Linked DNA regions of Mus musculus: region 1 is linked to region 2. The links are chromatin contacts, found by Hi-C or POLR2A ChIA-PET in ENCODE. All regions are on one chromosome and are shown on one strand. The core of a region is the stretch at or near the end of the contact, and the rest is flanking DNA. Distances in the headings are between cores, read along the strand shown.

Region 1 (7,167 bases), core at 3,297-5,796, 130 kb before region 2:
TAGTATTTTTTTTTTTTGTTTTTGTTTTAATGAAAGTGGTACAGGATGAAGGATCAAAGACATTTAAACTACAAATATTTTCTACTATGAGCACTGTAAGAAGTTCTTATTAGCCAACATTATCATCAATACTTGGTATTACCAATGTTCAATTGTTTTGCCAACCAAATGGTAACAAAGTTGTTTAAAAGTTATGTCTATGAATATCAAAGGAAGTAACCGAGTTGTTTTTTTTTTTTTTTACCTACATGTTGGTGTCTCCTCCTCTGAATTTGGTGTTCCTACTCATTGGAAACTTAAAAGTCAAGTTTCCTATATTTTCTCTTATTAATTTACGGGGATTATTCCTTATATAACATTACTATTAACTCTTGATTCATTTTGGATGTTGCACAGCTCTTAGATTATTCTGTTACTTAATGTAGCAACTTCATTCTGGTTCTTCGAATTATACAAAAATCCTCAACTTTGTTGCTATCAGTCTTCTTTCACTTCAAGTCTCTGGAGTGTTATTTAAAAGTTCTTTCCACATAACTAAATGCTACATTTAAGAATTACATTGATTTTATAATTTTAATTTGTCTTGTCTGGATTTTTAAATCAGTTGATATTTGTGCCACAAAGTAGACATTTTCTTTCATCTGGTGAAGGTTTCCAAAGATATAGTTATGGAAAAATTTCTACCCTTTTCTCTTTCATTTGAACTGCCATCTCTGTCATCTAACATGTTCTCGAACATTATTTGGCTTGTTTCTGGGCTTCCATCGATCTAGCATTAAAGAACTCTGAAGAAGCCATATGGAAACCTGCTACTTGTACAAGCTTTCTAAACTCTCTATATAGTTTAAAATTAATTACCATATAATGGGGGGATAATACCTCTCCCAGAAGACCTAGGCTATCAAAAAACAAAACAAAACAAAACAAAACAAAACAACCAACCCAATGTCAGGTGTGGGTTACCTCTTCTTGAATTGTTGGTCAGTGGGATCTGACATATCCCCCAAATACTATAGGTTATTGCCATTGATCATAGTTACTCTCCAGAACTTGATGGTGAGGCCCACATATTTGAGTCACAGAACATGGAGAGAGTCAGTTGGTACCAATCTGGAAACTTCTTCCTTCCCGGCTGGCATTATTCATAGTAGGAGGTACTATGCCCACTACTAGGGAGGAAAAGAATCAATAGCCTTATCCAGCTGTGAACACTGTGTGCTTCAATACCAAGTGATTTGGGAACTGCCCATTTGTGCAATAGTGACACGAATATTATCAGAGTTACCAACAACTTTTTTTTTATAAGATATTTTCTCTATTTACAGTTCAAATGTTATCCCCTTTCCTTGTTTCCCCTCCAAAAACCTCCATTCCATTCCCTCTTCCCCTGCTCACCAACTCACCCACTTCTGCTTTCCTGTCCCCTACACTGAGGCATCGAGCCTTCTGAGGACCAAGGACCTCCCTTCCCATTGATGTCCAACAAGGCCATCATCTGCTACATATGCAGCTGGAGCCATGGGTTCCTCCATGTGCACGCTTTGGTTGGTGGTTTAGTCCCTGGGAGCTCTGTAGGGCATTGGTTGGTTCATATTGTTCCTCCTATGGGGCTGCAAGCAACAACTTTTTAAAAATTCAGTTTAAGTTCTATTCCATGAAATGGAACTCATGTCTGTTACTTTTAACTGAGCCAAGAACTCATGACCTGATAGCCCATAAGCCCTAGGAAAGAACCAACTCTATTATTCTGCTAAATGGACAGAGTACTAAGCTGCCTCCTAAGTACTTATCTTTATACCCATAAAGCAGCACAGCACGCAGCTCTCATTATCGATGCTTCTTGCTTGCAGGAGAGGGTGATTACTATAGAGAATCACGTTGGTCAAAGTGCAGAGGATTAACTGTGGAAAGCTTAGTCCTAAATGGAGCATCTATGTCATATCTATCTCCTCCTGTCAAGGCTGAGCTATCATCATGGAAAAGGGAGCAGGAAGATCTTAAGAACACGAGCTAATAGATGACTGTAGCGAAGCCATGCTTCTCAGATATAACCGGACTGCTGCACACATATACTAATATCAACTGTGACTATATGAACAAGACCCATGCAAGTTGTACCCAGAAGAAATTCCCAATTTCATCTACTCTTTTTTTTCCTAACCCTACTGAGTCTTCTCATCGGTGCCTGCGTGTGCCCAGGTGAGGAGTCATCCAGTGGAACACAGGTCACATGACAGGTGCCACAGATGAAGAAAACCGATTCTCGTACCCACACCAGCCACAGTTGCCAATAGCTCCTCAATTAGGAGTTAGCTCTAATAAGTCCCTCTGCCTTCCATGCTGGAATTTGGCTACTATTTCTCTGTAGTGATCTACTGCTACCTCTGGATCTCAGTTTTTTTCTGCCCCCCTCTTCCATGATAATCCTTGAGAACTGGGAAACAGAACGTGCTATAGGTTTCCTATTTAGGGCTGATAACTCCACAATCTCTTATTCTTTGCACTTTGACCACCAGGTGTGAGTCTCTGTATTCAACATCATCTCCTGCAAAAGTAGCTTCTCTGATGATGGTGGAGAGCCACACGAATCAATGGGTATAAAGATAAATGTTTGGGGACAATTTATACTATGTCCATTTATTAGAATATTTGTAATAGGTTCTTCCCTAGAGCTTATGATACACTAAGCCCTAGGTTTTTGGCTCAGTTAACTGCAGTAGGCATGAGTTCCATCTTGTGGGGTAGACCTCAAATACAATCAGAAAATGGTTTGCTACTCCAGAGACATTCATGCCACTATTACACTATTGTGTTTTAGTGGCTGCCAGGCTGGTCATTGCTGTAGCTTACAGGAGTCACAGCTGAGTAAACCGTTACTTTTCTCCCACAGTAATATGGACAATGCCTCTGATTCCATGACTGCTAGCCAGTAGGGATGAAGTATTCAGGGCAGTATCAGTTGATTTCTCCGTGTTCTATGGCTCAAGTATTTTCAGCAACAGGATCTTACCATCAAGTTTAGGAGGGTAACAAAGACTGATGGCATAGGTTATTTTGGTTTTGGTGAGGGGGTGTCTATGAGATTTATTACCAACATGAAGAGACACAATTTACACTGGACGCTGTTTTCTTGTTTTTTTTTTTTTTTTTTTTTTTGATAACTTATGGCATCTGGAAGATGTTTTGTCCCTAGGTATAGGGTAATTCCACTTATTTTATACATGTATATGTGTATGTGTTTGTGTACATGTTTTTGAAGCTCACACAATAGTAGGTTTCCATAGATCATGATATGTCTATGTGTGCACATGTGCATTTGAGTGCCAGTGGCCACCAGCATAAAGAGTTAGATCTTCTAGGGCTAGATGCCCAGGTGGTTGTGAGCAGAAGTCTGACATGGGTGCATTGTTCTTGAACTGTTCAAGAGCAGTGAGTGCTCTGAAGGCTAAGTTGTCCCTTCAGCCCCAGTCCCCCTTCTTTATAGCTCCTGACTGTTCATGCAAGGACATGTCCTACTCTGTAGTTTGTTCAGTTCTTGAAAGGATAATGCTTCCTGAAAGGATAATGCCTCCTCTAGATTTGCATTTAACATTTCGTGGAGCTATTTATAATCTCAAGTTTTCCCAGTGTGGCCTTTGCTCTGGCTGGACTACCTAATTATCACACCGTGTTAAAGAAACCAAGCTCATTAGAACCATCTCTTTTGGATTCTTTTTTGCTTCCTCTTAACCCTGGCTAGCTGTGTTATGAGTATATGATTTTGAATGGGGAAATATAGCGGCATGCTTGAAAAACTTCAAATCCTTAGAAAATACCTCAAGAGTCATCTGCTTACTAAGGGTCTAATTTTCAAATATAAAGGACAGGACCTGATAGCTATTTGTAGCTCATTTAGGGTAGTTAATGAGGAGTTATCTAATGAAGAGGCTGAGCAACAGCCTAAGAGTCCTCTTGAATAGGCTTAATCATCTTTGTCTGATGATAATCTATTCATCTTTTTTTTTTAAACCTACCCAAAAGGATACTGAGGAGGTGACTGATTTAGAAATTTAGTAACATATTCAATCCAGTTTGGATTGGTTTTGTATACTGAAAAGGAATCACTGTTTAATAAGTGTGCTTCTACTATATAATTCACAGAGAAGAGAAACATGCTATTTAAGAAAAAGAAACATATTAGATGAGCTCGGGATTGTTAAGTAGCTTCCTAAGTGTTTGGCAATCTTATAATTTTCCCCTTGCTTTGTCTGCATATCTCACTTTTCTTTCCAGACTTGGTTGGGTTCTTTTAAAAGTCATCGTCTCCTGAAGCATGTAATTTTAAGTAACAAGACAGTGAAGTGACATATTGCAACACTGGAATTGTTGAGTCAGCCCTTCATAATTTCACAACTGTTAAAATACTCACACTGGAAACTATGACTAACTCCCTCTAATTCTCAAAAGCCCTCTCAAGAGAAAACTCACATTTTGTGCTACTCAAATGCCATCAAAATGACTCCCTTCTGGCTCCTAGTTCAGCTCAGCAGGCAGCTAGTAGAATAGCAGGTTGGTGCCTGTAAGCAGCTGTGGGCTGCATTAAAAGCTCGCCAGTAATTGTGTCTGAGAGATGAATAGGGCAGAGCCCACTACAGACTCAAGGTTGAAAAAAAAACCCAACAACAACAATGCTTAACAGATTCTGTTATGATTGCATCTTACAAGACATCCACCAATATTTAAGAATGTAAAAATCACTGGTTTTGATGGAGTTTGATGATGCTTTAAAAGGCATGTGTCAGATGCTGAAGTTTAGGGAAATTACAAAATTGAGTTCTTGAGATTCCTCTAAAATCCCCCCCCCCATTTTATTTTAGGGGTATGGGTGTTTTGCCTGCATGTAACTCTGCACAGCACTTGAGGTCTTGGTGCCCAGGGAGGCCAGAAGAGAGTCTCAAATCCCCATAGGACTGAAGTTATAATGGGTAGGAGCTGCCATGTGGATCCTTATGAAATTTATCCAACAAAATGCTTTAGCGCTATTGAAGGTGCTTTTAAAGTCCTCACAGATTACCCAAGTCCCTCTTGCCTTACAGAAATCTTCATCTGGTGAACCAGTTTGTTCAGCCAGAGCCACAGGCCCAGCCAAAGGTACTTGCTGTCTTATTTGTATATGTATTAAGGAGCTGATATTTCTGGTCTTTAAAAAAATGCCCTCTCTGAGTTGTCTGATGTGGATACAAGCATTGCAGTCACTTTTTGACTAACAATTAAAACAGGTCCTGAGAGATGTACCATCAAATTCAGGTGACTTCCTGTGTGAAAACCCTGTGGATCTCTTACACAAGCCTAGATGCTGGAGGTCAGTCAGGGAATATGGCCACTTAAAGCGACAGAGACACAGCAAAGACAAGACTGGGGGAGCTGTTGCCAGCGTCCCAGGGTGCACTTTCACAATCAACACTCTTTAAATAAGTAGGGGTATTCTCCACATGACCAAGAAAAACACGCTATTATCAATTGCATAAACAACCCAATAAATACAGATAAATGCATAAACAGCAAGCCAGCCACATAATTAATTGGTTGTTATCATGATCAAATACTACATGCTTTCTGTTATTTCATGTGTCACTATGCTGCTTTTATTAAACAATTTTTACATACAACATTTTTGATCATATTATCTCCCTTCCCCAATTTCTCCTGGATCTCCCCACCTCTCTATATGTTCTCTCTCTCTCTCTCTCTCTCTCTCTCTCTCTCTCTCTTTCTCTCTCCTCTGCCTCTGCCTCTCTCTCTCAAAACAGAAAAACAAACAAACAAAAAACAACCAACCAATCAATCAATCAATCAATCAATCAATCAAACAAACAAACAAACAAAAGATTCTGGAACTAAACACACATCACCTTAAAAGCCCACAGAGTCTGTTTTGTGTTGGTCACCTTCTTCTGGGCATGGGATCTGCCCTGGAGTGTGGTTCTTTGAAGATAACTGACTTTTCCTCTCCCAGCAGGTATCAATTACAAACAGCTTTTTGGTTAGGGGAGGGGTTTTGTCTTCACTTCTTCTCAGTGGTGGTGTGTGGTCTGGTTTGGACCTTTGCAAGTCTTGTGCACGCATGCTGCCACAGTCTCTGTGAGTTCATGTTTATCAGCCCTATTGTGTCTGGAGGATGCTCTTTCCCTTAGAGTGAGTCATCAGACACCTCTGGCTTTTACACTCCTTCTGTCTCCTCATCTGAATAGTCTCCTGAGCCTTGAGTGAAGACTTTGATAAAGGCATCCCATATAGAGATGAGTTCTCCAAGGTCTCTCTCTGCACATTGTCCGGTTGGTCTCTGTGTTAATTCCCACCTGCTGCAAGAAGAAGCTTCCAGATTAGGGCTGATCGATGAAGTGATCTGTGGGGATAGCAATGTGTCACTAGGAGTCATTTTCTTTCTATGATTGGCCACCAGAGTGGTAGGTATGCTGATACCAACAGTGCTGAAGCCAGGTAAGGAAACATGTAATGTCACCAGGCTAAAGGAACAAATCATCATTGTCATTATGATTTATGGGATCCTGTCTATGGGGGCCCATCATCAACTCAAATGCTATATGGCACATGGCTAATACTACATTACAGGTTTCACAGATAAGAACACTGAAGTGGTGGGTAGTTAAGTAGCCTCATTTTACAAATGGGAAGACTGTCTCATTAATTTCAATCTTTGTTGCTTGTGTCAGGTAGTGTCTATGGTGTGCCCAGATCACCCTCTGTACTGGCTAGTTTTGTGTCAACTTGACACATCTGGAGGAAATGCCTCAACTGAAGCTTCTTTTTCTGTGGCTACCTGTTGGCTCAGAAGTCTTTGCTCACAGGGCTGGATCTTGTGGAAGCTCCTGCCTTGTATCCCTAACCTGGTGGAAAAATTCACATCCTGGTCCTTTATTCTAGAGCAATCAACTTTATGCTTGACGTAAGGACAGCAGGTCCTTTGGCCTTGGGTAAACTTACTTCTGACCTACCCCTTGCTACCTACTTGGAAGAAGAAAAGGACAGAGAAGCCTCTAAGCTAAGGCATGGAGACTTCACACTCAACTTTGTCCTCTATGTGTTAGATTTTGAACTTATCTCACCTAAACTCTTTTCCTCCCTAAATGGGGGACCTCTGTTTAAAAAATTACACGTGTCAACATA
Region 2 (7,344 bases), core at 2,597-5,096:
GTCAGCGGTAATGCAAAACATTGAGAGAAGGAAAACAGGCCTCATGGCTCTAGCCTGTGATCCAGCTGCTCAGAAGGCTGTTGAAGATAGGCTCATGGCCTAGAGAGTGAATTCAAGGCAAGCCTAGGCAAGCTGATGAGGTCCTATTCACAATAATAATCACAAAGGCAGTAGGGATACAGCTCAGCTGGCGTGCCTATCATGTGTAAGGCCTGGTGTTCAGTTCCCAGTACCCAAATAAATAAGTAAGTAAATAAACTGATCTATAAATAGGTTGATTAAAAGGCATAGATGTTGGAACAAAAGAAATAAAATTGCCTATGTTTGTTAATACCATGATTACTTAAAATTTACATAGGAATGGGCTGGAAAGATGACTCAGCAGTTAAGTGCACTGACTTTTCTTCCAGAGGTTCTGAGTTCAATTCCCAGCACCCACATGCTGGCTCATGGCCATCTATAAAGGGATCTGATGCCCTCTTCTCTCATTCAGGTGTTCAGAGCAGAGCACTCATAAATAAACAAAATAAACTTAAAAAAAAAGACAGTGTACTCATATACATAAAAAATAAATCTTTAAAAATATACATAGGAAATATGAAAATATCAACAAGAAACAACTAATCTTTAATCTAATAAATAATAGCAAAATTGCAGGATACATATTTAATATACAAAGGTTGATTTTTTTTTCTTGATGTAGCAGCAGTTAACAAGTGGAATTTGACACCAATAACATTGCCATTTACCTTAGTGGCCCCCTATTATAACACCTAGGTATGAATGTGGCAAAATATCTGCAGGATCTCTATGAAGAAAAACTAGTAGACTTGATTAAATGAACCTAAGAACAACTGAAAAAGTTGAGAGATATTCTGTGTTCATAGATAGGAAAACTAAATATTCAGAAGAGAAATTCTGAATTTGCCCATACTCTCATTACAATCTCATTCAAAATTTGGAACATTAACACTGCAGATACCTACAAACTGTTTCTAAAATTCATATGATGGTGTAAAATTCCTAAAATAGACAATAGCCCCAAATTGACAGAAGAGCATGGCCAGAGGACCGGCATTGCCCAAGCTCAAGATTTGTCACAAAAACCAACTCTAAATTGATCATAGGCTTAGGTATAAAATGCAGAACTACTTAACTCATAGAGGGTAGGAAAAGAATCTAGAATGTTTTGGCATGATGATGACATTTTACATCTAACATTGGTGATATAATTCAGGAAAGAAATGATTGATAAATTGTACTTCAAAAAAGAAACCAGTTCTGAAAAACAAAATAGCAAGGGACTGAAAAATAATGCATGGTCTGGGAAAAACAATCTGATAAACTTGGTTGGGATGTATTTATGTGGGAGACTCTATCTTTAATATATAAAAAAGAAATTCAATTTAAAATTAAAGGTAAGATAATAGACCTGATAAAGGGCCATTATCCAAGATGCACAAAGAACTGTGAAGACACCAAGAAAAAAATACACAAGTCAAACTTTAATGAATACCCTCATCAAAGAAGACAAAAATGGCAAATAAGCTTGGGAGAATTTAATTGCTTCATCTTGGGTGCTGGGTATTCCAAGTCTCAAGATGGTCGGTCACTTGATTGGGCCTCAACTGGACCTGGTCTTTCTGGAACCCACAAGTATATACACCTACAATCCTGACTCCTCCTAAAGGCTTCAGAAAATCTTTCTAAATTCACAGAGATGAGTTTTAAGGAACCAAGTTTTATACTTTATAATCCTACAAAGAACATATCACTGTGTGCTAAGGGTCAGCTTAATGACACCTGGTAGTTGTATAAGCTATGCATGTCTGTGTATATGTAACAGTTAATGCACATACATTTCCTTGTTCCCAAGGCAGAGAGTGTCTATAACTAACTGCACTCAGTAGTTAGGACTCAAGGATTTGTTTCTAGGATATCATCCAATAAGAGAGTTGGGCACCCTGGGAGAATAGCTGATTCTAGGAGCGGTTCAAGAAACACAAGATAATAATTCTGAGACAAATGAAGAAAAACATATGTAAAGCCACATTATTGGTAGAAAGGGAACAAAATGGAGCCAGTTTAAAGAGCTCCTGATGGTGAAAACTGGAATAATGTGGGCAACAAAGCACAATGTATAGAATGTCATCCAAAGAACATCAGCACCTCGGGAATGAGTAAACAGAGAAAAGCACACATCAGCTAAGTCCAAAAGTTCTGAGCACAGCTCTTGAAGTGTTAGTCTCAAATGACTCTCCAAAGAGAAGTATAGGAAAAGGAAACAGTGGTACCCTAGTGAAGTGCTGCATCATGTGAGTGATAGATGCATGTCAACATCTTGGTTGAAAGGTCACACTGATACTACTCATGCTTACTGTTTGCCAGTGATTAAGATAGTGACCATCATCGCCAAAATCCACAGCATCCATTATTCCATGGGACAGATATCAGAGAGACTCAGGTGGAGGCAGGCGTGCTCTACCAAATACTTAGCCAGTGCTCCTCAGAGCTGTCTAGGTCGTCAAAGCCAGGCTACAAGAATTGCTTTCAGGGAAGAGGAGGTTAAAAAGACACTGTCACCAGACATCCTATGGTGTCCTGTGTGGAACACTAGAGTGGGAAAAGAACATTATGTAAACAACAACAACAAAAACTAGTTGATAACCACATATCATTATTGGTTCACCAAGTGTGACAAATGTGTCACACTATTATAACATAATGACGGGGAGAAACAAGTTGTTGAGCACCTAGGCATTCCGTTACCATCTTCCAAAACTTAAAATGAACGGTTTATTAAAGAAGTCCCTCTAGAGGCTTCTCCAAGGCTCTCAGTGTAGTCATCTCTCATGGGCAGCAGTGCTGGATGGAAAGCCACTTTCTACATTCCCAGGCTGTTTAAGTAGATGTGAATATGAGACAGAGACTGAATATCTCCCTGACTTGCTAGGACAAAGGATGTTCATCCTGAGACAAAGCCAGGTGACTGTAACCCTGTGTGTCCAGGTGTGCCTGACACTGCGTCCAGTAATGGCTTCTCTGGAGGAGAGCAGGCGGCTTACCGGAAGCCACAACTATCACCTTATCTAATGACTTAAGATAGAATTGATATCTTATGAATGTGTCAGGTGCACATGCACTCACATGCATGATCAGTTCTGAATTTGGAATAGTCCCACTGTCTAGCTGCTTGCTCTCTTAGAGACACATTTTAAAATAAAATAAAATAAAATAAAATAAAATAAAATAAAATAAAATAAAATCCTAGACATCCCCAGAATTCACAGGAGGACATACGTGCCTAGAGGGACTGAGGCATAGCCCTGTGGCATCAGAGATTTTCTTTCCAAGTGCCTTGTCACTGCTGGGGGTGGACAAACACCAATCTTTTACATATTTTTTTCTCTAAATGTATAAAGTGACTCTCTCTCACTGCCCACCTCACAGCCCCCACACTCCAGTTTCTGCTTTGTTCCTATTTTCAAGGCCTTCTGGCATTACCTCAGAATAAACTAAAAATCTCCTCAAATTGGATCCTTGACTAATTCCAGAGGGGAAGAGTTTCGTTGTAAATTCTGTTTGCTTATGGATTCCTCACACTGTTTGCAAATTCCACAGGGCTGGAAGGTCTCCAGACCTATTTAAATCCCTTTTCCAATTATCCAGCCCCATCAAAGATGTCACTGGCTTGAAACAAAAAATCCAGAAGGATTGTTTTCTACAGTGTGTAAAAGGCCAGAATTTTTAAGGCATATGTTGCCTGTTTGGCAATGTTACGTGGACACCAGTATACATAGCTTCTCAAAAGCAACGCTGTCCTGAGTCTTCTAACTCAGAGCTGGAGGGGCCCCAGACTGGCCCTGCAGGAGGCAGTCAGGTTTTTTCCCACCCAGCATGTGGAAGATTTTGAATAAATTGGGAAAGAACATTTTGGGGTTCTACCACCCACATTCAGTTTGAATGCTCCATGGGGCCACAGCTGAGCTGTAGCTACAAGAAGGTTGTCATTCCCACTTTCTGAAAGAGCTCTATACATAGTAAACCTACAGGTCTGCTTTTCCTAAGGCCGGGGTTTTTGTTGTGTTCTTGTTGTTTGTTCTGCTCTCTCTCTCTCTCTCTCTCTCTCTCTCTCTCTCTCTCTCTCTCTCTTCCTTTTGGAGGTGGCATATTGCTAAATACCAGGGCTGGGAGGTCCCAGGTTTCTAGTCCTTGGAGTCTGTGGAGTCTAGCTTTGGGAAGAAAATCCTGTGTTCTGACTCATTATGTGAAAGACCTTGGTTGACTCTTGGGGCTGTTTCACTTCAAACAGGATGGATGTCTAGAACATTTCTACCCAGGAAGTCCTACTTGCCTGTCTGGTGTAAATGACTATCTTATTAACAACTAAATAAAACCAGAGAGCATCATCTTTAGGATCCCAGTCTATGTATATGTGTGTGTGCATGCCTGGAGACTGCCATGTGCCTTGTACCCCAATCTGGAGGCATTTGTCAGCTGAAACACATTATCACTATCAGTTGACCAGAAGTGTGGAGTGTTGTTAGGGAGCAGGAGACACCAATGACAAATTCTAAGGTATTTTGGAGTGGTGACCTAGGGCCTCTTCCTGTGACTTTTTTTGGGGGGGCTGATATATAGGAAATCTCCCACAGTTCTACCCTGATTATGATCACGGTAATCCCATGAACTGGGGTCCCAGACTAAGAAGAGGAAGTAGTGGGACACATTTATCACATGCTTCCTGATTGCTGAGGTGATGTGCATCTCATGACTCCCCCAGGCCCCAGCCCCCAGCTTGTCAGGAGGACTATGTCCTCAAACTGTGAGCCCACACAAATGCTTCCTTCTTTTAAGTTGCCCTTGTCAGAGCAGCAGGTGATTCATCCAAGCGTTGGATGAAAAGCAACCAGAAGGTGAAGGTTTATGCGTCCCTTTTCTCTTTGCAGCTTAGCTACAGTTCTTTAAATTTCAGTCTCTTCCTAAGGATTTAATAGATTAGCACTCAGCCAACCGATTATCTACTCTAATCAGTCAATCCACTAACACTCCTTGAGGGTCGGTATATAAAATGCATCTCGATGCTTACTCTGAAGGATGCAAAAGGAATACATGGAGGTGAATTCTGGGCCAAAAATGTCTCTTTGAACAAGTGGAAGTAAGTTATGGAAAGTGCTGGGCATTTGTGTGACGTAAGCCCTCTGTGGATGGTGTCTACTGATGCTCCTTCGTTGCTGCTCCAGTTCGGTGACCCCTCTCCTCTTTGAGCAAGCTAAAGAGAGTTCTTCTAGGCTTCAAGTTCTTCTTGGAGAAGATGGAGATGATGTGGTAGCTTTTGTTCTCTAAATGTGTCATGAGTCTTACATAAGGTCACATTTGGAAAACTGCTTTGAACACTAGAAAACATGGGACAAAATTTAGGAATGAACAATTACTTGTTGGTGAGAGGGATAAGGGCTTAATTCCAAGTGAAGGGAAGAAATCATATATTCTTGTTGTAGCTCCTGCTCTTGGGACAGGCCAGGGACAAGATCTTGAGTGATATCTATTACACCATCCACTTCCAGGTCTCTAGGGCTAGGTGTTTGAGTGACTGATTATGCTGTTTAAACTGTAATTTGATATAATCACTTAAGAGGAGTGTCTTGTTTATTTTTCCATTTATTATTATTATTATTATTATTATTATTATTATTATTTTAGACAAGATCTTACTATGTAGCTCTGGTTGGCCTCAAATTCACAGAGAACTGTGTGCCTCTATCTCCTGGGTAATGTGATCATAGGCATTAGGCATGCACAGCTATGCCCAGCTGAGAAGAGGGTCTGAATGAGGGAATTATCTATACCAGATTGGCCTGTGAGCAAGTCTGTGGGGGACTGCCTTCATCATTCATTGATATAGGAAAGTCCACCCTGAGTTTGGGTATCGTCATCTCATGGCTTGTGCTCTTGGATGCACAGGGTTGGGGATTGCCAGCTGAATACTGACTGGGCAAACAAGAGCAGTTTTTCTCTTCACTCTTAACTGTGGATAGAATATGACTTGCTGCTTGAATTCTTGCCTTTGGCTTCCCCAAACCATAGAGTGTGGCTGGGGTAGAGTGTAGGCCAAACACAGCCTTTCCTCCTCTCTGTTGCTTCTTTTCAGGTTGTCACAACAACAGAAATGCAATGAAGACATAGAATATGGGGAAAAGATGTAAAAGATGAGGTTAAAATTTATCTCAAGTTTTGTTTCCCAGCTAATAAGGTCATCCACATGTTCATTCACTCAACACTTCCTGGTGGAATCGTGAAAAAAGACCATCTCCCTGATCTTCTGACTCTCCAGAGAATCTTACTCAGTGAATGTTCTCTCTAAATTTTACCATCTAGCAAATCAGGCAGATGCCAAAGCCCAAGACACAACTGGGTCCCTGACATCTCTGAAAGTGATTCCAGACTTTGAATTGTAGCTGCTGTCTTCTGAGGACCATGGGCTGGGCTGCTGGAGATGTCACAGCAAAGCTCTGCGGGGCACATGGAAGGGTTGTGGTGGCTTGCTGAGCTCCCGAATCTATGCCAGTGGTTACAGAGCACTGGAAGGTGTTATGTAATGAGCTTCTGGTTCACTTATATGCATACATTTTTATCACCCATCTGAGGGAATTAAAGTCCCTTATTAAAACAAAATGCAGACTCTCTATAGTTTTCATTCTCATAGGAGACTGTCCAGGTAAGGGAAGGTATTTGGGCTACTTGTGCCTACCTCTATTCCTCCATGTTTTATCTGTCTCCCGGGTTTGCTTTCTTTAATTACTGTAACACCATTGCATTGGCTTCCCTGTAAACTCTGTCCTAGCAGTGAGCAGAACATTCTAGAACTTTTCATTTCCACTGGAAAACAAAGATTTTGAACCTTGAGTTCTAGAATTCTCTGAAAGGCTCTATTCAGTAGAATAAAGGAGAAGCCATAAAAGGTGAAATCCAGAACACGGATTTCTAAGCTGGTCACAGCCACTGTCTGTCCTACCCCTTCTCTGGATGTAGCTGGAGCCACAGCTGAGCCAGGATGTGCTTGCTCTTGGGCCCTGAACTTCCAGCTCAAGGTTTTCTAGTTTCCTGACCCTGTTGATAGTGTCCTGACAGTTTGGATGCTTTTAAATCTAAGACAACGCCAACAAACAGAATAACCCTCCCCAGAGTGGTTATTCTCCATGAAAGGAGAACATGGAAGACAGCAGCTACATATGGATAACAGTATCTAACATGGTAGTTGTTAGCATATGACACTCAGATACAGTGTAATAGTAAAAGGGGTCCACTGTCAAGCTCATTTAAGACCACGGTTTCTGAGACCTG

The links. A loop is a pair of places that touch in the nucleus more often than their neighbours do. ChIA-PET counts read pairs that join two places held with the same protein, here RNA polymerase II (POLR2A).
Region 1: a loop to region 2 is called in a map of left cerebral cortex, with 2.4 times the contacts of the local background. The contact joins two enhancer-like sites. A Hi-C loop is called at or near these places in 1 of 37 maps with a recorded cell type or tissue (left cerebral cortex). POLR2A ChIA-PET finds 5 or more read pairs at or near these places in 1 of 5 experiments (Patski).

What each region holds. Positions count from the first base shown.
Region 1 is chr13:37,288,099-37,295,265 of GRCm38, reverse strand. No RefSeq gene overlaps it. Among named protein-coding and RNA genes, the nearest start is that of Gm40913, 42 kb to the left of the region's middle. Within about 2 kb of position 4,546, at least 1 of the 3 ENCODE cell types and tissues checked has a DNase peak (open chromatin) inside an H3K27ac peak, as active enhancers do.
Region 2 is chr13:37,155,456-37,162,799 of GRCm38, reverse strand. No RefSeq gene overlaps it. Among named protein-coding and RNA genes, the nearest start is that of Gm30549, 88 kb to the right of the region's middle. Within about 2 kb of position 3,846, at least 1 of the 3 ENCODE cell types and tissues checked has a DNase peak (open chromatin) inside an H3K27ac peak, as active enhancers do.